2 separate regions of the Homo sapiens genome follow, and region 2 is linked to region 1. A link is an interaction called in ENCODE POLR2A ChIA-PET data of the cell type or tissue named here. Cell type or tissue: A673. All regions are shown on one strand. Each heading gives the region's core, and the rest is flanking DNA. Links, peaks and the distances in the headings are about the cores only.

Region 1 (11,305 bases), core at 1,742-9,741:
TTATAATTTGTAAAGTGATTTCACATCTATATTCACTATAACAGTTTGAATAAAGAAGAAATTAACTTCACATGTTGGATTCTGCTTTAAAGCTTTAAAGCCACTGATAAGTCGTTGGCTTAACGTGAATATTAATTATTTAACTAATAAAGTAAAAATAAGCTAGGGATCAAAACAGTGGTTTAAAAGATTATGCTACTATTATTTTTATACAATCTGGGGCAGAGTTGATCCTTAAACCAGAATTCCACCTCCAATGAATGTTTACTGTTGTGTGATTGTGGGTGTGTGTGTGTGTGTGTGTGTGTGTGTGTGTGTGTGTGTAAACACAGGCATGTATACTGTAGCTTTTCTGTTTTCTCCAGAAATGTAACCAAAAAATCTAGAGAGAAACAATCAAATATTTATACCAGAGCTTTGGTGCAAGTAGCTAAGATACCAGCCACTGACCCAGCTGGACAGTAGCCTTTTATTTTTTCCTTATTTGGAGCCATGGCCTTGACCTGGCTGAATGTCAGTAAAAGTAGTGTTAGGCAATGCTCCCAAATAATTCATCTAAGGACCCCAAAGCTGGCCCTTCCATACAACTCTTCTTCTTTGCAAAGGCTATAGATCACAGAAAGGCTTCCTTGAGAAATGAGGGGCAAAACAAATCAAATCAAAACACAAAACAGATAGCACCTCTCTTTGGGTTCCTGGACACCCCAGCTCTCAATTTTGTTTCAAGAGCTCAGACATCAGTCCTGATCATAAATTGCTGTAAATTCTAAGATTTCTCATAGAAAACAGTAGTTTGGCTACCTTAGATAAGTATTACATGAGGCTTGGTGAATGTTGAGTTAGTAGTAAATTACTGAATTCCTTGTTTTTCTTGTTGTTCTTGTTGTTGTTTATTTGTTTTCTTGGATAGCTTTATTTGTTAAATATACAGTAAAATGGTGTTATAATGAATTCACAGAGAGATTACAAAAAAAAAAAAGATTCCTGCATAAATTGCCAGGTATAGTGAGTCATGCCTGTAATCCCAGCACTTTGGGAAGCTGAGGTGGGAGGATTGCTTGAGCCTAGGAGTTCAAGACCAGCCTGGGCAACATAGGGAGACCCTGTCTCAAAAAATTAAAAAAAAAAAATAGCTGGGCATGGTGGTGCACCTGTGGTCCCAGCTACTAAAGAGGCTGAGGCCTATCCAAAAAAAAAAAAAAAGCCTAAGTTCTTGAGAAGATGTGTTCCTATTTGTGTTCATGTACCTTTTAATTCCTGCCTCAGATTCCCTGAGTTCACAATCCTGAAGTATCCCCAGGCCCAGGCCACAGTCAAGCTCCTCAGGATCTTATTGTCTCAAACTTAAATGCAAAGGAGACTAAAAATAAAAGATTGAAAGAGAACTAGAAGCCAGGCGGTAGTCAGCGAAAAAACATTTGGACTTCCTAGAGACCTTTGTTTATCAACATGCTCATGAAACTTGCAAAGAAAGTCATTTTAAAGCTCATATCAAGAGGGATTGTGATTAGTAGGAGCAAAGTATAGAAGCAGGGGAGTTGGCATTCAGGTTCCTGTTCTGCTGCCTAATAACTGAGTACCATTAAACAAATCACTTAATCCCTTTGAGCCTCAGTTTCCTTTTATGGAAATAGGTATGCTCATACGACATCACAGGTTTTGTGAAGACAAGATGAAATAATTACAGGAAAAGTCTTTATAAAGTGATGTCAAAACAGGTGCTATTACCAGTGGTAATACTTTTATAACAGTATGTTTTTTATTATAAAAATAATTTTTATTGCAGCAAAATTTTACAGTTATGTGAGTTGTAATGTGCTGACCACACAACTGAGGGATTCTGCAGTATCTGCAGATCCTTAAATGTCTAAAGCATCTGCCTGATGTTGCTGGGATTTGCTGCCATGCCTGTTTAGAAACTCTGTTTTGGAGCTCTGGGTCACTACAGACTGCCCATAGTGCTTACATTCCAGGGGCCACTTAAAGAGATTCCACCGAAAGATTTCTTAGAAGTAACCCTGCCAGCAAAATTCCAGATGCCTATAAAATCTGTGGCACAGCCTGTGTGCTGGAAAGAGACCACTGGGATGGAAATCAGGGGACAGAGCCTTAGTGTTAATCCTCTGTTAACTCTTCATGGTCCTGGACCTCAGTTTTCTCATCTGCAAAATGACCAGTTTGAACTAGATATTCTTTGAGGTAGATTCCACGTGCAGCGTTTAAAAGTCTTTGCTCAGTCTGTTGTTTCAGTGGGCTCTTCAAGCACCAACAGGGGCCAATCAGGAAGGTAGGACCTGCCTGATGTCAACTCAGGGCACGTCCCACAATATTTCCAGGTGTCTTCAGGAATATGGAGCACCACTGTCACCCCGTGTCACCTGTAAGATGGGAGAAGGGAACCCAGTCAATAAAGATTATGAGGAGGGCCGGGCACGGAGGCTCACGCCTGTAATCCCAGCACTTTGGGAGGCCAAGGTGGGCAGATCACTGGGTCAGGAGTTTGAGACCAGCCTGGCCAAAATGGTGAAACCTCCATCTCTACTACAAATACAAAAATTAGCTGGGCATGGTGGTGGGCGCCTGTAATCCCAGCTACTTGGGAGGCTCGGGAAGGAGAATTGCTTGAACCTGGGAGGTGGAGGTTGCAGTGAGCAGGAGTTGCAGTGAGCCGAGATCGTACCATTGCACTCCAGCATGGGCAACGAGCAAAACTCCATCTCAAAAAAAAAAAAAAAAAAAAAAGAGATGTTGAGGAAACTGTTGCCCAGTTTCAAATGTCTCCATTTTTCTCATTTCCCTGGGTGGATGGGAAGAAAACCATAAATATGTCTAGGAAGCCAGAAATATGAATTGGTTACAGATTTTTTTCTCTAAGAGGATAATTAGATAGATTGAATGTAAAATATAGTACTAAATGGGTAAGGGTACCATAGAGAAGCATCTGTTGGGAAGGACCAGAATTGCTTTTGTGTCTAACGAGAACAGAAATATGTTTCAGGGCATTTGAATGTTGCTTCAGACAATAGGTTTCAGCCTATATGAAGCCCTTGGAGTGTTCAGGAATGAAAAGTTCTTCAATGGAGTGCCTAAATGCTAACATACAGATTTAATGTTGGGGTTCTTCAACTCACAATCAGCACCAGTCTTGACACTGATTAAAGCAAACGTTTATAGGGGATTTGGACTTTGCCAGTATTTGCCCAGTCAGGGCAATTTATTGAACTTTTGGGTCAGCTTTTGTAATGACACAATAAGGAATAAAATCTTGTTCTCTTAAACTTGTCATCAAGAATATTTGCTCTCAGAATGTTGTGTGAAATATTAAAATGTGATCCATTATTAAAATAAAATGGTTTTGCTTTCACTTTACTGTGAGAGAAGTATATATCAAGCTCTGAAAGACTTGAGTGCTAAAAAACAAGGGGTGATTAAAAATGAATTCTTAAAAGCATAAGAAATCTAAAAAGTGGATTTCTTTAGAACGTAATGAAATATAGGTTGAAAAGGTAACTTGCCAAAATGACACTGCTCTTATTACTGGAAGAGACTTCCTGGGTGAATCAGTAATATATGATTTTAAAAAAATTAAAGGGAGGCTGATGTACTGACGTTAAATTCCACACAAATATTCTGGTTATTGAATAGTAATTTATTGTAGTTTTACTGGAAATTTTCTCCTCTTAGTTCTTAAAAGGTTTTCCAGGCTCAATTAGCACCTTTCCTCCTAATAATCAATATTGATTTTACTGTATTCATTTTAGATTTTAAAAATTTTGCCTAAAACTCAAATCTTAACTATTTTTACAGTAACATATTTCATTAAAAAAAATCAGGCTTAGCGGGTAGGCCTGCATTGCCATCTGAAAAATGATACATTTTCATTTATTTGAGGTGGGATCTTAAATTCAGAGAAGTAGTTACAGTTCTGGGTAATATGAGCTCTCTCTGGATTTAGAACTGTTGACAAGATGTTAATTGAGAATATGTGCATCATTTTCCAGTATCTTCTTAAAATTGAGTGGTTAATTTTAATAATATTGCAGCTTCTGTTTTTAACCTGCCTATGCATCTCTGTACTTCAGTATACTCAATGTTTCTAGGAGCTGATTATGTTGGTTTCACAGGGCACATTGCCTGACGGGGGACCATGGAGGTGGCCCCCAATGTGTTATGATATGTTCTCATGGGGAGAGTGAGCGACAGTCAGGGGTGATTCCTGTTCATTCAGTGTGCTGTGAAGTGAGCCGGAATTACCTGCTTTTCTACATTACTCACTTTTCCCCTCAAATGACAAGCTTTCTCCGACAACATGGGACCCATTGCGTCTGGAAAACACACACTTCACCCAAACACTTCCATTAACTCCTGTAAATTGTTTTGTGTAAATGTTTCCTGTGGTTTTTCATGCAGCATTCAATTTCATCTTCTTTTGAAATTGAAAAGGTCAGTTTTGTGGTTGTTTTTAGCATTCACTAGTAGAAAATTAAAAAGATTTCTAAGGACTACCTTTTCCAGTCACACATTTTACCAACATTTGAGCTACTGCCTTGGGTTGGCCAGGAAATGTCTGCCGCCACATTAGCGATGTGATAATGGGCTTCACATATCACCTGGACATTAATAGAATGAAATCACTTACTGCTCCTGAAAGCAGCTTTGTTCTCAGCGGGTGTCCTGAAGGCACTGCATGAGCACAATGGACCTTCTATCACAGAGGTGAAAGTCAGAAATAACCTAAACCCATCTTTATCTCGGGTGTGTGTGTGTGTGTGTGTGTGTGTGTGTGTGTGTATGTGTGTGCGTGTGTTTCATCTTTATTTAATGAGTCCACTGATATTTGATGGAAATGACCAAAATTCAGCTAGTTGCATAAAGTATTTCTGGGTCTCCAATCTGCTCTGATCTGTGACATGCAAAACTTCTAATGACTGGGGACCCCTAACTCAGCTGCAATAGCCCATCAAAGGTGCAACTTTATTCTCTCATAACAGCTTTGTAATGTGATCAGCAGACATATCTGTTAACTTTTCCCTGAGCTGTGCAGATGTGGCTATAAAAGAGGCACTATGCCGTTGTGTCTTTCCTACTTTCCTTCAGAAATGAATTTGCTTTTTGATTATGGCAGAATGGCTGCCATATAAATTTTCTGTGTAAATTTTTCCTTATAAATTAAGTGCACATCCACTTAAAGCCCAATCAATGAAAATTGGGAACTACAAAATAAGAATGATTCAGAATTATTATTAGCTTTATAGAAATGCTCTTTGCTTTGCAAAGGTATTTGCCATAGAATTCTATAAATAAAAGGCATCTTTTGTGCATTTATGTCATTCTTCAATTAATCAAAATTAGTATTTTTCTGATAGATACCTGTTACATAAAGTAAAACATGGACATTATTAAATAGTTAGCCTTGTGATTTGTGTGTGTATGTGTGTGTGTGTGTGTGTGTGTGTGTGTGTGTGTGTGTGGTTTTAATGAGTGGAGAGTTTAATAGGCAAGAAAGATGGGAGAAGGCAGAAGATAGAAGCTCCCCCGTTCAGAGACAGAGGGAGCGGGGCTCCAAAGTCAAGAGAGGGAACCTGGATTTTTTTTGGTTTTGGGAAAAAGTGTAAACTGGGAGTTGATTTGCCATATGATAGGTTTATTTAAAACTTGGACACACATTTTAACTGAAAAAAAAATCAGGCTTTGAATTATTTTTTACAAAAATAAAATGTGTGGTTTCTAAATTTTAGTTTTGAGTTTTTAACCTATTTCTCCTCTGAGGAATATGGGCTTGTGACTAGCATACGTTCTTCATATCACATTCAAAGTCAAATCTGGTTTTTCTAGCAATCACATGGATAGGCATAAACAGATAAATAGTCACCGCACTCCATTGACTGCCATGGCTCATTTTTCATCTTTTGAAATAAAAGCCCAAGAGAATTTTTGTCAGGCTAAATTGGAGATTAAAAAAAAGGTTCTGTTTTGAAGTAGATACTTTGAACATGGCAGATTTGTGAGAAATTTTCTTTTGCCTTTGATGCCTTTTAAGATCTAGAAGGCTCTACAAAATTAGAATTTTGGTTGCAGAAAGAGTGTTCATCTAATCCTAAATTAAAGAACTGCTTTTGAGCCAGGGCTGGAGTTGTTTTGGCTTTTGTAATTTCAGGTATATTATCAAGTTTAACACTAAATTTAAACATTATAAATTAGTTGACTTTTCCCTTAATTAGCCACAGCTATGTTCCCATAGAAAAGCTGAAAATATGAAGTTACGTTTTCCTCTAAAGGAGTCTAATTACATTATTATCTGAAATAATACCTCCTTAACGATTCTTTGAACAGTACTCCCTATGTTTTCTTCCACTATGCAGACTTTTCATAAATAACAGTCTACATCAAGACAAACAGTACATTCAGCAAGCTGAAGAAAGCAAATGAACCAACCCTCTGTATTCATAACATGCTTCTGGACCCCTTTAATGTGGAATTCACAATAGATGTATACAGTGTTCATTGGGGTATTTTAATATTTTTTCATACAATGCTATCCATCAAAAATGCAAAGAAGGCAAATTACTCACAAGGAAGAAACTGAAGAAGCCCAGAAATACTGAGCTATGTAGGATGACATCATGAGGCTAAAATATGCAGCAAATACTAACAATAATACTACTAGCTACTAATAAAGCAAATACAATCACCAGATCAGTGGTTGTATTAAAAATGGGCCTTCTCATTTAAGGCCAAAAAAAAAAAAAAAAAAAAAAAAAAAAAGACCCTATCCATTCTGACCTATCTTCCTTATTCAGAACAAAACAATGCTTCTAGAAAATCCCTCTAGACATTTTAAATCCCACATAAGATATCCCGGAATAAAAGAGCATTACGTGGACTTCTGGATGGCACAGCTACAGAATTATTATCCGTTGCATTATAAGGAATGACTTCCCCTCTAGTCCAGGGTTCATTTTTTCCCCCATAATCAATGTTTAACTCATCATGACAGTTTAGTGAGGCCAAATGTGTCAGTTTTACTTTTCCAAAGGAATTCTGTTCAGGGAATTACATTGAACATGGTGACATGCATTGCTTTTTAATACAAGTTTCTTTATTTCTGAAATTCAATTTTATTCTATATTTATGCATTTCTTTAAGGACTACTTGAGTTCACTAAAAGATAAATAAATAAAAATGCTTATACGTGCTACATGCCATGGACCTGTGGGCATAAATAACACAATGTGAATGCAGATACACATCCTTTTCCCATTTGTTTCCATTCTCGGTGCCAACTTTGGTTCAATAAACAATGACTTTCAACTTGGTATGAAGGAAGCATCTAGTACGTAATGCACAGAGCTGTGCCCCTCCAAAGAATGAAACCCTTCAGAATGGCTAAGGGTGAGAATAGAACCGAAGCTGATGAGAGCAGAATACAAAACACGAGCAGTTTCAAATTCACCTGAGGGGACAGCAGCAACTATGGCTGAGTCAGGGAAATATTTTCAAGCAGAGTTTTGCTGATCACTTTTACACCCATGAGCAGTAATCAGTCTAGATGATATTTATGAAATGAGCATTGAAATGGTCACAGAATTGAGCAAGAGCTGAGATTGGCTGATTGATTCCTTATGGCATATGTTCCTTAGTTTCTCCAGCAAGAAAATGGAAGCATTAATTCTTTCCATATCTCTCAAAAGCATGTTTCAAGGATTAAAGAATTCAGAGTGGCAAAGGATCAAATTACCATTTATGTAGGACTCTTTCTAACCAGCAGGGCATCATGTAGTACACTGGAAGAGCTTATTTATTGAATCCGCAATTGAATTGGCTTCAGAGAGTTAATACAACATCCAAGGTGACAAATTGACTCACTACAAATGAATTGCATTAGTTCCATTATTTGTAAAGCACTTTACCATCTGGGAAGAAAGTTGTAGTATAAATTCCATTCTTTTCAGTATCTTAGCTAAGGAGGTTCCAAAGAAACTGGCTCAACATTTTATGAGCCAGAAAAGTGAGGTTTTTTTCTTCTATTAATTTGCTAAGTGTTCTCTGCCCCATGGTTTTAACACAGGAAAGACAGCAGGTGGCAGAGGGTGCTGGCAAAGGAAAAGAGGTGGTTTTGCAAATTTGGAGTTGATTCTGGCTCAAAACAGGGGTGCCGAGTTAATAATCAGAAGAATCATTTAGTTGAGACTTACCTCCAGAACAGAGAGCATCTCAAAATTTTAGCAGATTCAGCATAGTCTCAGAGTTCCAAAATCTTAGGTTCCTTTCCTCAAAGCATTCCACAGAGACAATATTATGTAACGTCAGGTACATATACTTGGAATTCCAGTGATGTGAGTTTGAGCCACAGTGCCCTCATTGTTCAGTTTGACTTCAGCCAAATTAATTTTACCTCTCTGAGCCTCAGTGATATTCCCTGTAAAATGGGAATAAGAATGGTATCATGTTAGAGGGTTATGGTAAGATAAAATATGATAATGCACGTAAGGCTTCTAGCATGGTGCTTGTGCATTGTAAACCCTCACCAAGTGTTCACTCTTATTGCTGTCATCAAAAGTGTGACCCCAAGTGTCCGCTTCACTAAAAACAGTGCCCAGAGTGGTCTGGGAGAGTCCAGTAGACAATAATTCAACTCCCTGACATGTAAATAGTGGAGTATCGATATTTTTGTTGGCTCCCATCGACACATCCTGCCCGTTAATTTTGAGCACTGACCTGTACCCATTCATCCATTCATTCAGAGAGCACTGAGTTAGGGCCTCTGTGGGCAGGTCCTGTGCTAGTCCATTGAAAAAGGGAAGGGAGATCCCCTGTTTTTGGAAACATGAAAATACATAGAATTACTTTTAAAACAACAGGAAGCATATTTGTGCATACAGATGAACTAGTAATGATTTGATTGTTTGATCATAGCTAACACTTATTGAGATCTCATCAAAGGCTAGAGCCACTGTGTTAAGAGCTTTATGTAAATTATGCCATTTGATCCTTACAAGGATCCTGAAAGACCTAAAAGACACTTATTATTATTCTAAGCTTCGAACCCAAGAATTCTAACTCCAGAGTCCGTATTCTTGACTACTACTCTAAACTGCCATCCTAAGACAATATAGATTGCTAACCCATTCAGTATTGGGTTAAACTAGTACTCAATAATCTGGTACCTAAAGTACTAGATGCTCTTCTGGTATAGCCTGTCCTCCTTGAAGACTTAGACCTTATACTTTGCCACCATGCTGTATCGATCAAACACAGTTGCAACTGCATTTATTAGCAGTTATAACCCTGTACATTTTTATCTGCAATTTCCAGTGAATCGAGAGGCATTATATGTTTTGTTATTTAGACCTCATGTTTCACCAACAAGACCACAGGGTTCTTGTTTATGTAATCCTAACTGGGAAGTCACTACTATCTCCATTTTGCTGCTAAAGAAGCTGAGCCTTGGATAGAACCACTCCACTGATGAGCAAAATCAAGTATAGCTTGAACTCAGGTCTTTGACCCAAATAAATTATGAAATCATAGTTCATCTTTTAAAATTGGAGTAATGCATTTTATGCAACCAAAGCAAAAGTGACTTTAAATTTGATGACTGAACCATTGCATCATCCCTCTGTAGCCAGCTCATTTCTTGTTCATTCAGTCAAGATCACTGAGCTCCTCCCAAGTACTAAGCATTGTCAGGAAGGCAAAAATAAATCAGACACAGAGTCTGAGTGCAAAGAACTTATTTGAAAGAGGAAATGAGGATCTTCAATTAAAGACAAAATAAATAAATATATAGTAGAGGCCATAAAAGAGAAATCGAAGTTCAGGGCATTAAGGGAGTCTTTGCAGCTAGCTGACTTGTAGGCCCTATCAAAGTGGTAGCTGTCTTAAGAGGGGAGGGCATTCATGTCAAAGAAGTAATAGGCTGGTTTACTCAAATAAGGAGCTGATTAGGTAACTAAGGGGAAGGAGAAGCTAAAAAGTACAATTTGGCACAAAATTGAGCATTGTTGTCTATTAATTTTATCTTTTCTACCAGTTGTTTTGTTTTCACAGATACAGTATGAAATATTTTTTGAACTCAAATGAAAGGTTTCACACACCAGATGAAAACATATAAAGTTCATATTTTCAGTTTTTTCATATTTAGCATTTCATTTATTTTAGAGCTCTTTCATGTTGTTCACCTACTGCATTGAAAATAACTCTGTAACACACTTATGCACTTTCCCTTTAAGAAAAGATTCCAGCCCTGTTTTTCAGATGGTCATTCAGTGATACAAACCTGTAGGACTGAGATAAATTGCTCCTGGAAACATTTTCCTCTTGGAAAATCACAGATGAGACTAAATGAGACATTTTATATATATAGTAGCAAACAGTCTTAGGTACATTTCATTTTGAAAGTCCCATCTGTCTTGTAACCCAAACAGGTTTTGACACTGCAGAGTGATTGCAGTACTTCAGGACATGCGAAACACTAGGAATGTTCAGGACAGGATGCCAAAGAACTTCATACATTTTTATCATTTGGATATTTTTAAAAAAGCAAAAATATAATTAAAACTCTAGTTGTATCTCTTGATCTGTGTGACCACTGTATTTTGCAACATATAGCTTGAATACCCCAGCCCTGCATTTAAATACAACTGCAGTTTTTACAACAAAAGAGAACCAGTAAGTCTTTTTCCAGGATTAGGATTTTAATTGATATCATTATAGCTAAAAAGTTTGAACATGATGGGAATAATGACTGGTGTTTTTCAGCAAGTTATTATTCATTCTACATCTTTCTCTCAGCTATGTGCCCAAGTCCACAGTGTCTGTAATATTTAAATTAATAATGCAAATTTAACTATTGCCATTAAAGCAAAGAGCTAATTAGGTCCCTGCTTGCTGACTGGCAGTATGATGCAATGACTAAAATGATTTGAGTTGATAGCTAACATTGCCAGGAAAATGTGAATTGAGTTCGCTTGAGATTAAACAACCTCTAAGACTCCAAAGGAGGGGAAAATAAAAAGTGACTCATCCCATTTTTCTAAATAAAAAAAAATCCACGAAGAGACACAAATAGCTCATCAAGCAGCTGAGAGCAAGGTTTCTGAGATGTTGTGCAATTATTTTTTGCCTTTCATTTAATGGTGTTTCTTCCAAACACTCTGTGAAGAGGCAATTTTTCTCAGGCATCCGTTAGAATGTGTGCCTTCTTCCATAGTTTTCACATTCTAAGCCAGCAAGGCAAGGCAAGCAAGCTGAACTTTATCTGTTTTATAAACACCTCTTCTTCTAACTAAGCCCTAACAGGAGA
Region 2 (11,305 bases), core at 1,184-9,183, 66 kb before region 1:
TTCTCAGGGGAAAAAGACAATTTTTCCGTGGATGGGGTGGTGGTCGGGGGATGGTTTCATCAGGCATTAGGTTCTTCTAAGGAGTGCGCAGCATAGATCTTTTGCATGCACAGTTCACAATAGGGTTCTTTTCAAGAAAACAACTGTTTTGTGATTTTCTAAAATTTTCTATTTCATTTATTTCTGCTCTAATATTTACTATTTCCTTTCTTCTGCTAATTTGGCTTAGTTTGTCCTTTTCTAGGTCCTTTACGTATAAAGTTGGGTTGTTTATTTGTGATCTTTCTTCCTTTTTAATGTAGGTGTTTATTACTACACAAGCTCATAAAAGTGGAGAGTAGAAGTGTGGTCACCCGGGACTGGGGGAGAAAGAAATGGAGAGCTGTTCAATGGGTATAAAGTTTCAGTTATGCAACATGAATAAGTTCTGGAGAACTGCTATACATCACAGTACCTATAGTTAACAATACCGTACTGGGCCCTTAAAAATTTTAGGGGAGTAGATCTCATATTAGGTGTGCTTACCACAAAAACAAACAAACATACAAACAAAAACCAAACAAAAAAATACAGAGTCACAAGGAAACTTTCGGAGAGGTTAATGATGGATAAATATGATGGATATGTTTATTACCTAGCTTATGGTGATGGTTCCATGTGTGTACACATATATCCAAACTCATCAAATTATAGACATTAAATATGTGCAGATTTTTGCACATCAGTTATACTTAATAAAGCTGGAAGAAGGAGAAGGAAGAGGAGGTGGGAGGAAGAGAAAGAGAAGGAGAAGGAGAAACAGAAGGAGAAGGAGGAGAAGGAGAAGAAGGAGGAGGAGAATAATAATAATCTCAGGGCAGAAATGTGAGCTCTTTAAATGAGGTTCTGTTAGCAGAAGTGTCCTGCAGAGCTTCTAGCACAGTGGTTCCCAACCTTTTTGGCACTAAAACCTTTTTTGTGGAAGACAATTTTTCCACAGATAGGGTGGTGGTCATTTCATCAGGCATTAGATTTTCATAAGGAGTGTGCAACCTCCATCCCTCACATGCACAGTTCATAGTAGGGTTTGAGCTCCTATGAGAATTGAATGCTGCCACTGATCTCACAGGAGGTGGAACTCAGCTGGTAATGCTCGCTAACCTGTGGCTCACCTCCTGCTGTGTGGCCCGGGTCCTAACAGGCCATGGACCAGTACCTGTCCATGGCTCAGGTGTTGGGACCCCTGTTTTAGAGGATATGTGCCACAGCAGCAGCTAGAATTAGAAGTGAGGCTAGGCCAGGCACGGTGGCTCATGCCTATAATCCCAGCACTCTGGGAGATTGAGGCTGGTGGGTCACTTGAGGCCAGGAGTTCGAGACCAGACTGGCCAACATGGTGAAACCCTGTCTCTACAAAGAAATACAAAAATTAGCTGGGCTTGGTGTTGAATGCCTGTAATCCCAACTACTTGGGAGGCTGAAGCAGGAGAATCACTTGAGCCCGGGAGGTGGAGGTTGCAGTGAGCTGAGATGGCGCCACTGCACTCCAGCCTGAGCAACAGGACAAGGCCCTGTCTCAAGGGGGGGGGAAGAGAAAGGCTGGCAAGATACAAGGTGATGCCCAAGAGACTCTGATGCGTGAGATCTTCCTCAGCCTGCTTTTGTGCAATTGACTTATGTTAATCTAATAGAGAAATTGAGAGTTATTCCTCTTATTTTCACCTTATTGATTTTTGCCTAGCAATTTAGCCTAGAGAATATTTCAAATATTCTGTTTCCTTCACTTACAGTTGTGCCAATCTTGGCCAGTTTTGCCTGTCCACTAGGTGGTTTGCCTTTGGATGTGGAGTCTGCTGGCTTGGACTCAAATCCCAGTTCCATCAACTAGCAGTGCGACTTCAGGGAAGTTACTTAACTTCTCTCACTTATAAATTGGGGATTTATAACCCTATTGTGAACTGTGCATTACAGTATGTACATAATAAAATTTTTGTTCTAAAGATTAAATGAAATAATCCTTGAACAATTAGCTGAGTATATGGATTATGTAAAATAAATGCTTAATAAATATAAACTATATTTTTAAATCTGATAAGTTTATAACCCCATCTAAGTCATTGGTAAAAGGATTGAACAGGAAAGGTTCAAATGAAGAACCTAATGGCAATTTTTCTGAGCCTTTCCTTTGGGTTATTCTCAATCTACAGGATCTCATAAAATCTGCTTTGAGTCCAACCACCAATCTCTTGCTTGAGTTCACCACAACAGATGACCTCAATTGCTTTGCTGAACTAAAGGAATCCTTTATCTACATAACTCAAAGTGTGGCCCATCAACTATTACTAGTCTGAAATGAGATGTACAGAAATTGAGAGTAATTGGGCACAAATTTTTATAGGAATTTGACATTGCCTTAACGTTCAAATGCATGGTCAATGGACTGTCTTCATTGAACAGTATATAGACCAGATCAGGGAGTTTTGAAATCATAAGGTGAGCTACAGATGGTAAGTAGTAAGAACATGCTAAAGCATGTAATATTTTAAGGTTAAGTTGTCAACTGTAACTCAAATGTATATAAATACAAAAGTCCCTGTCTGTTCAAAAGTTAACTACAAATTTACAGAATAAATTGTTGGAACTGCTTACTGATAAAGAATTTAAAAATTTTGCATAGAGCATCACTTGCTACATTTTGGGAAAAAATGTTAAAAATGAATATCCTGTTTTCTTTGCCATGAATATATCTATGTAAGACTGGTTTGTCTATTTTGTTATCAAAACATAGAGACAGTTTTGATATACATTATCCCCTATAAGTAGCACTGTCATCAGTCTAGCCTAGATTAGATAAGTTAACATCAAGAAGCAAGCTCATTCATCACAGGAAAATTACACATTAATATACAAATTGTTCATTAAAGTGTGTACATAGGTGCTTAATATGCAGAATTTATTCCATTCATAACTTCGTTATGATTGAAGAATTACAAAAATTATGAGTGTAACAGTAATTTTCTCTATTTGTCTCTCCAGACATTGTCAATGAACAATGTGTACAGTTTTTTAAAATTCACTTTTTTTCTTATGTTTGGTAATATTAGTTGAAATGTAATTTTATGTCTACTGAATATAATATTAAAAGGGGGCAAGCATTTTGCATTCTTTAACTTTTTTTAAATTGACAAATTGTAATTATATATATTTATGGAGTACAATGTGATGTTTTGATACATGTATCTGTTATATAATGATCAAATCAGCTTAGTTAGCATACCATCACCTCATGCTCTTATCATTTATTTGTGTTTAGGACATTCAAAAACCTCTCTTCCAGCTATTTTATAATACACAATACCTTACTGTTAACCATAGTCACCCTACTGTGCAACAGGACACCAGAATTTTATTCCTCCTAATTGTAACTTTGTACCCATTGACAAACCTCTCCCTGTTTTTCCCCTCATTCATCCCCGTCTGCAGTCTCTAGTAACCACTGTTCTGCTCTGCTTCTGTGATACCCCCTTTTTTTTTTTTTTTTTTTTTGAGACGGAGTCTCGCTCTGTCCCCCAGGCTGGAGGGCAGTGGCGTGATCTCGGCTCACTGCAAGCTCCGCCTCCCGGGTTCACGCCATTCTCTTGCCTCAGCCTCCCGAGTAGCTGGGACTACAGGCGCCTGCCACCGCGCCAGGCTAATTTTTTGTATTTTTAGTAGAGACAGGGTTTCACTGTGTTAGCCAGAATGGTCTCGATCTCCTGACCTCGTGATCCGCCTGCCTCGGCCTCCCAAGGTGCTGGGATTACAGGCGTGAACCACTGCGCCGGGCCCCAACCTTTTTTTTAAGTTTCCACATATGAGTGAGATCATGTGGTGTTTCTTTCTGTGTCTGACTTAGTTCACTTAACATAAGGTCTTCCAGATTCATGCATGTTGTCGCGAATCACAGGATTTCATTCTTTTTTTATGGTGCAGTAGTATTCTATTGTGAATATATATATATCACGTTTTCTTTATTCATTTATCCACTGTTGGACACTTAGCTAGTGTGAGTAGTGCTGCAATAAGCATGGGAGTGCAGAAATCTCTTTAATATACTGATTTTTATTTTCAGATATATACCCATTAGTGGGGTTCCTGGATCATATGGTAGTACTTGTTTTAATTTTCTGGGATACCACTATACTGTTTTCCATAATGGCTGTACTAATTTACATTCCTACCAATAGTATGTAAGAAAAGACACTTTTCTTTTGTCTTTTTGGTAACCGCCTTCTAATTGGAGCAAGGTGGTATCTCATTGTGCTTTGGGTTTGCATTTCCCTGATGATTAGTGATGTTGAGCATTTTTTCATACCACGACCATTTGTATGTCTTCTTTTGAAAAACAGTAGTTTATTTTTATTGGTTTTACAAAAGTTGCCAACCTCTTGGAAAATTTTTTAAAAAGCTAACCTTCCACAAGAGATAGTTTGAGAAGCTCTTCTCTATGCTATTCACTTGATTCACCAACCATCCCCAGAAAAGGAAATGAGTAACTCTCATGAACCGAATATAACCCTTATAAGATTTTATTATCTATAAAATAACTGAAATTATCTCACACAAGACATTGTAAGGCTGAATTATTGTTTATGAATCAGCTTTGAAGACAGGTTAAAAAATAACCACCGATTTTTACATTCATAACAATGTCCACCAATCTCTTCTGTAACCACAGAGTGTAGTAGTGGAAGGTATCAGAGAATACCTTTCAAATTATGGTACACAAGATCACAATAAGCATCAATACCCAGAGAAGGCAAGGAGCACCCTGGGAGGTGAGGTGAGTAGGAGGAAGTGCAGGAGCTCATGAAGAGCCTCTCTCTGGGTCAGTTTCATTTTTTAGTAAAATTTTTCATACTGACCCCATAACACAGACAATATAGCCTGGCCTGGCAGTGCTAAAACTGGAATAAAGCTACAATTCATTAGCCAACATTTATCAGTTCTGGAGTATATCCTGGGATCACCAAGACTTGAAGAAGGCAATATAAAAACACAGAAGGAAGGAAGTCAATGATAATAACAAAACCCAATGCATGATTTTTTAGGGAAAATAATGGATAAAAACATTTATGGTTTTAAAACATCTTTATTGAGACATAATCACATAAATAACATAAAAAACACCCATTTAAAGTATACATTTTAATGGTTTGTAGTATAGTCACAGAATTGTGCAATGATCATAATTTATTTTTTTAAATTTTAATATATTCACTTTTATTATATATAACTATTAATTGTGCACACACATATATGCTAAGTTACTGAATAAAAAATACATCAATGGTCACCTTGGAGGAATTAACAATGCCTAACAAAAGGAGCTTAGCTTCTTGCTACTTCCCTGTTTACTGCTCCAGAGGGGAGGTGAATGAGCAGCCCAGGGCTGGAAGTCCTCACCTCCCCATCAGAGATGGGCTGCAGTAAGCTAGCTGACCTTCCCCTACCATGACCCCGATCCTGACTGTGAGTGGTACTGGGCCTCCTGGGCAGGTTTTGACCAGTAGCTGTGCCTCACCAGCCCAAGTTAGTGGTTCTATTGGTTTCTCAATGTTGACTCTAGTCTGGTTGCAACTACCAATGTATTTTCCATGTGGCCACAGAACATCAGATAATGATTTTACTTCCTACTAATCTGGAGTAGGTTCAAATTGGATGTCTACAGAGAAGAGAAGGCATGGGTATGTTTCCCCATTTCTTTTCCTATATTCCAAATCCTAAGTTCCTTGAACCACTTCCTGTTTCCAAATGAGTCTGTCCTTCTAGTCTCCCACTTCCCACAATTCTCACTCTTTTCTTTGACTCTTTAGGAAAACTGATTGCCACTCTTGGAAGCGTATCTGGGATAACTGTCTTTTGATGAACTGTTACTGTTTCAGTGCCTAGACACTTAGCCAACAAAGTATTTTCTCAAGTGCAAATAACACATTGTTTTCCAAGCGCACCACTCCAGAGCATCCCAGCCACCAACCATAGCGCCACGTGGACCCCTTCATGCATTAAAATAATAAATGCATTAATCTGGGAAGAGGGAAGAAAATGAGAATGCTATTTTATTGGAAAGCCCAAATGATTTAAAAATAAATATAAGGAAAATATAGCTCCCTAATGTAAACTTCACTGCAAAAAGGCAAACATAAAAATGTGGTCTCTGTTTCAGGTGTTCTGGAAACAAATTCACTTTTAAGATTTGGGGACCAAGTCCAAGCACTGACAAAATTAAGAGAGAAATCTGTTTTTGTAATATTTTCCTTCCTTTGTTAAACAATCTTTTCTATCTTGCAGAAGTTTTAAGATTGCAATTTTGGTTCTGATAAACAGTGATTTCACTAACATGTATTTAAATAATTCAAAATTTGGAAACGATAGACAAACAGCACACTGGTTTACCTTCTCACTGTGTACTCATAATGCAAACCAACTGTGTAAAAACATTGGTAACATAAAATTACAACCTGAAGAGAGCTCTTCAATATTTTTGTGAGTGCTCACCGTGTGCCAGCACTGGGCCAGGACACCACATAACCTGCACGTACAGGGTGCATTCCAGAGCAGAAACAAGTGGTAAGCAGCTATGATAAAGAAGAATGCTATGCTAGATAAACAGCATGGTTCTATGACAGTTCGTGGCAAAGGCACTGCCAGAGGAAGTGCTAACCTCATGGCAAATGGAAATCACAGGTTTCTAGAAGTAAAGTGATTTTAGCTTCACTGCTTCATACTTGGAACAGCAGACACCCATAGAGAATACAAACTTCTCTGTTCCACTCAAGTTAGAAGCAGCAACTCAAATGCAGAAAACCACCAAAATAGAAATGCTGCCTCAATGCATTTGAAAGGAATTTTTCAACAAGAACAGCAATTGCATATTGTCTGAAGAGGAGCAAACTGGCAATCTTTTCCATTTTTCTTTCTTCTCTAAGATGCTGGCATCTGTTTCTGCTCTGTTTACTAAGGTTTTCATTAGAAAAAGTACAATATATACAACTTTTCTCTATCATTAATATAATACATACTATCTTTTTTGAGTGTTGAATTCAGACAAGTAAAGTATCTCTGTATTTTCCATCATAGTTGGCCATAAATCCTGCAGCCTGCAAGTGATAATGTGCTTTGGCTTTATGTAATTGTGCTGGCTGGAGCTCTGCATGCTCGTGTCTCCAGTTTTATTGTGTTGGGAAGACAGAAAACTCTTCCAAGTTCCTGATGGAGATGTTGGCAATGGTTCAGCTCTCTTGGGTGATGATATGTGGGTTGCTTTCTCTAAGGAATTGCTTCTCTCTGACCAGCAATTTCTCTCGTGGCAGTAGTATGTCCATCCTTTGGAAGACCATGAAAAAAGTACAAATATTCCCCCTCTCCATAGCTTAATGTGAGAATGAGGGTGGAGGGTGGAAATGGACATGTTGGCTTTAAAAGCATAAAAGAAAATAAGTGAGTCACATTAAATGCATACACATTAATTCACCCACTCCTTCCTCCCTCCCTCCTCCCTCCCTTCCTTTATACCTTCCTTCCTCAATTCCATATGCATTTATTAAATACCTTACATGTCCTGCACTATATTGAATGTCACGAAAGTCCTAAAGGAATTTCAAGTTCTGACATGGAAAAGACAACTATAATGGAAACTTTGGGGAAGAGTGTCAGCTTTGGCAGTATATGTGTTAGGGTAACATTAGCTGCTATTAACAATAAACTTCAAAATACCAGCGACTTCACACAACAGAAGTTTCTCTCTCACTCAGATAACAATCCAAAGCAGATGTTCCTTATCTGTGGGAGGTTTTCCTCCATGTGGTGATAAAGGATTCAGCCTTCTCTCTTGAGGCTTGGCTTTTCCCTATGGCTTCAGAATCATTTCCAGTCCCCAGAGATACTGGAAAAGGCACAGCCACTTAGAAACTCTACTTCTGCTTATTTTCCATTGGCGAGAACTTGTCACATGACCCAGCTAGATGCAAAGGAGGCTTGGAAGTGCAGTCCCTGGCCAGGCACCTGTATTCCCCAGTATGGAAGGAGAAATGAAAAACTAAGGGACAGCCACAAGAAGAATAGAAATGAATTCTCTCTCTTCTCTTTTTTTAAACAATTAATGATAGTAGAACACTTGGTAGGAAAATACTGGTGGACCTACCGAGATAAGCTAGAAATAGAACAAGGAGATTTGAGAGTCTAAAGGCTGGCATATAAGCAGATCCAACCTCCTATTTTTCAGGCAAGAAAACATGATATTGTTTATGCTACTTCTCATTTTCAAATCCCCTATCACAGTGTGATTTGGCTCATTTTCTTTCCCTTTTTTTCTTGAAGCAATCATAAAAATTAAGTCTAAAACAAAAGTAATTCTTCAGATGGCAGGTTTGGCTGCCCTTTAAGATACCTAATTTACAAAGCTCCCTTTAATGGGTGCCATCTTACAGCCGGGGAAATGAGCCACTACCATGGAAGTCAGGTTTGTTAGCTTTTTTGCCTGAATCCCCTCCGTTTTTCTCCCAGCCTCAGCAAGCACAGTTTCTTTTCATCCTAATGTGGAGAGGGATAAAATGAAAGGAAATTTTTCCTTAATCCAATAGTGAAACTTTCCAGTTGTGAAGCACTTTGAAATACAAACTAATTAATAAACACAACTCTCTTCCAAAGCAGTAAGGATTGCCATTCTCATTTTTCACAGCTGAGAAAGCTGCAGTTAAAATAGTTTGCCCCAGGCTGCGTACCTTGTCTGTGGAAAAACTTTGAGGCACCAGCCCTGTATTCTCTCAGGATGGCATGTTGCCTCTCTAGAGAGTAATTGGCTTTCATACGGGTTGTAGCTAACAGTGACTTCCTCAATGACTCCACAGTGCCCCTGGCACCAGCTATGCAATTGCTAATGCTCTTGTCACAAACTGTGAGTGACCCACTAAAGAAAATAAAGAAAAAGTAATTCACTGGATGGCCCTCTCTCTCACAAACACTTCTGGAGATTGAAGAAATACTTTTGCAATCATAAGTCCTGTGCTAAACTGAGAATCAGACAAATGAAAAGTATTTGTTCATATCCTCATGGTACTAAGACCTTAGGGCCAAAATTATTACTGCCATTTCACAGGTGGAGAAACTAAGAACCAGAGATCATTGCTCCCAGTGGGAAGTCATTACAAGTCTCTCATCTCAATGCTATCATTTTGTCTTATCTCATTAAAAGAAATACGCTTGTATACAACAGCACTGCAGCTATTTCAGTAAGAAAAAAATGATCACAGGTGACATTATGTGTGAGAGTTTGCCTTGACCATGCCTTTTATGATGGAATAATTGGTTCTGAGTTGTATCATAGATGCATAATCACAAACAGGCCCCAGTGATGGTGGAATCTAGCCAATCTGGGAAGCCCAAAATGCTTTTACTATACCCACAGTTAAAACATTTGTATTTACAATACTGTGTCATAGCTTGCTTATGAAGTATAGGGCTTGTCATAAACACTATTGGCTGTCAAATATAAGAGAAATGCCTAGGACATAGATCTTTACAGAATCTTTGTTCTCCCTTCTTGAAGCATACACTGTTTATGTAAGTGAGGGATTAGTTATCATGAATAAATCCAGCCAGAATACTCTGGGTTCATTTTCATTGGTGACCATGGTGAGATTTAATGTTGATGTTATAAAACTGGACTCCTCAATATAAGAGCCACTAGCCACATGTGGCTATTGAGCTCTGCAATTTGCTGGTACAAATTGAAACATATACATGTAAAATACACACCAGATTTTGAAGACTTCATATAAAAACAAAATTGCAAAATAGCTCATTATTTTTATATTGATTCCACGTTGAAATGATAATATTTTGGAAATACTGGGTGAAATATAAGATTATTAAAATGAATTTCACCTTTTTTTTTGTAATGTTATTACGGAGCTACTAGAACATTTAAAATTCTATTCGTGAATCACATATTTCTACTGGAAAGTGCTATTACAGAATTCTCTCAAGAGCTTCCTAAATTGAAAGCTTATTCAATCATTCAGTCCCCCAGACCACCAGCAACAGCTTCCTGCCAAATGCACAGTGTATTAGGCCATTTGCGTTGCTATGAAAAAATACCTGATGCTGGGTAATTTATAAACGAAAGGGCTTTAATTGGCTCATGTTTCTGCAGGCTGTACAAGCATGGCACCAGCATCTGCTAGGCTTCTGGTGAAGGCCTCAGGAATCTTCCAATCATGGTAGAAGGAGAAGTGGAAGCAGGCACGTCACATGGTGAGAGCTAGAGCAAGAAAGAGAGACGGGGAGGTCCTAGACTTTTAAACAACCAGATGTCTCATGAATTAACTGGGTGGGAACTCACTTATCATCAAGGGGATGATGCAAAACCATTCATGAGGGATCCGCCTCCATGGTCCAGTCACCCCCAACACTGGCAATCAATATCAACATGAGATTTGGAGGGGACAAACATCCAAACTGTATCACACAGGAAGAGAATATTCAAGGAAGAGAATGTTTCCTGGCTTTAACATCTGTCTTAATTATTTTATTTTCTAATATTGGAAAAGACACTATAAAGTATTTTTCTTATATTTCTCCCTTGACTAATTCCTACATGTCCTTCAAGACAGCTCCACATCACCGCCACTTGGAAGCCATGCCTCACTACCACATCCCTCCATTCCTGGCTGTCTGGTGGCATGAAGCTGGCTGGGTTAGGTGCTCCTGTTCTGTGCTACTCTAGCCATATTATAATCTTGTCTCATTATAATCTACTTGTCTCTTAAACCCATTTCCTATAAATTCCTATGGTAAAAGTCTCTGTCTAAATTTCTCTTATGTAGCACAGTACCTGGAAACATTTCACAAACAATCATTTGTTGAATGATTGCTTAAATGAAGAACAAATAAATAAAAATAATTATTGGCTGGGCATGGTGACTTTTGCCTATAATCCCAGCAATTTGGGAGGCCAAGGTGGAAGGATCACTTAAGACCAGAAGTTCAAGACCAGCCTGTGCAACATAGAGAGAGTCCCTCTCTACAAAAAACAAACAAACAAACAAAAGTTAAAAGAATTAGCTGGGTATAGTGATGCATGCCTGTAGTCCCAGTTACTCTGGAGGCTGAGGCAGAAGGATGGCTTGAGCCCAGGAGTCTCAGGCTGCAGTGAGCTATGATCATGCCACTGCACTCCAGCCTGGTTGACAGAGCAAGCCTCTGTCTCTAAAAATAGTAATAATACTGCTTTAGTTGACATTGTTATTTCAGAATTATAAATTACAGTAGTTTACTTTTTTTTTTT

Evidence for each region. Peaks named below come from ENCODE experiments on the same cell type or tissue, not always from the same donor. Only the 100,000 strongest peaks of a DNase experiment are listed, where the experiment ranks them.
Region 2: POLR2A ChIA-PET joins it to region 1 with 10 read pairs; 1 of 35 experiments calls an interaction of 5 or more read pairs at or near these places.

The regions. Positions count from the first base shown.
Region 1 is chr2:176,671,487-176,682,791 of GRCh38, forward strand. It overlaps LOC105369143 (a long non-coding RNA gene), which reads right to left and starts at 8,272. Exons shown (of 2, transcript XR_001739797.2): 1 at 8,196-8,272; 2 at 1,738-2,378. In A673, for the core only: a CTCF peak has its summit at 8,048 (motif pointing right); DNase peaks (open chromatin) are centred at 7,955, 8,055 and 9,738; H3K4me3 peaks cover 1,450 bases; H3K27ac peaks cover 7,071 bases.
Region 2 is chr2:176,606,347-176,617,651 of GRCh38, forward strand. LINC01116 (long intergenic non-protein coding RNA 1116) reads right to left here. Exons shown (of 5, transcript NR_188023.1): 5 at 5,091-7,434. Among named protein-coding and RNA genes, the nearest start is that of MIR1246, 11 kb to the left of the region's middle. In A673, for the core only: no CTCF peak of the experiment used is centred there; DNase peaks (open chromatin) are centred at 7,225, 7,475 and 7,895; H3K4me3 peaks cover 779 bases; H3K27ac peaks cover 2,846 bases.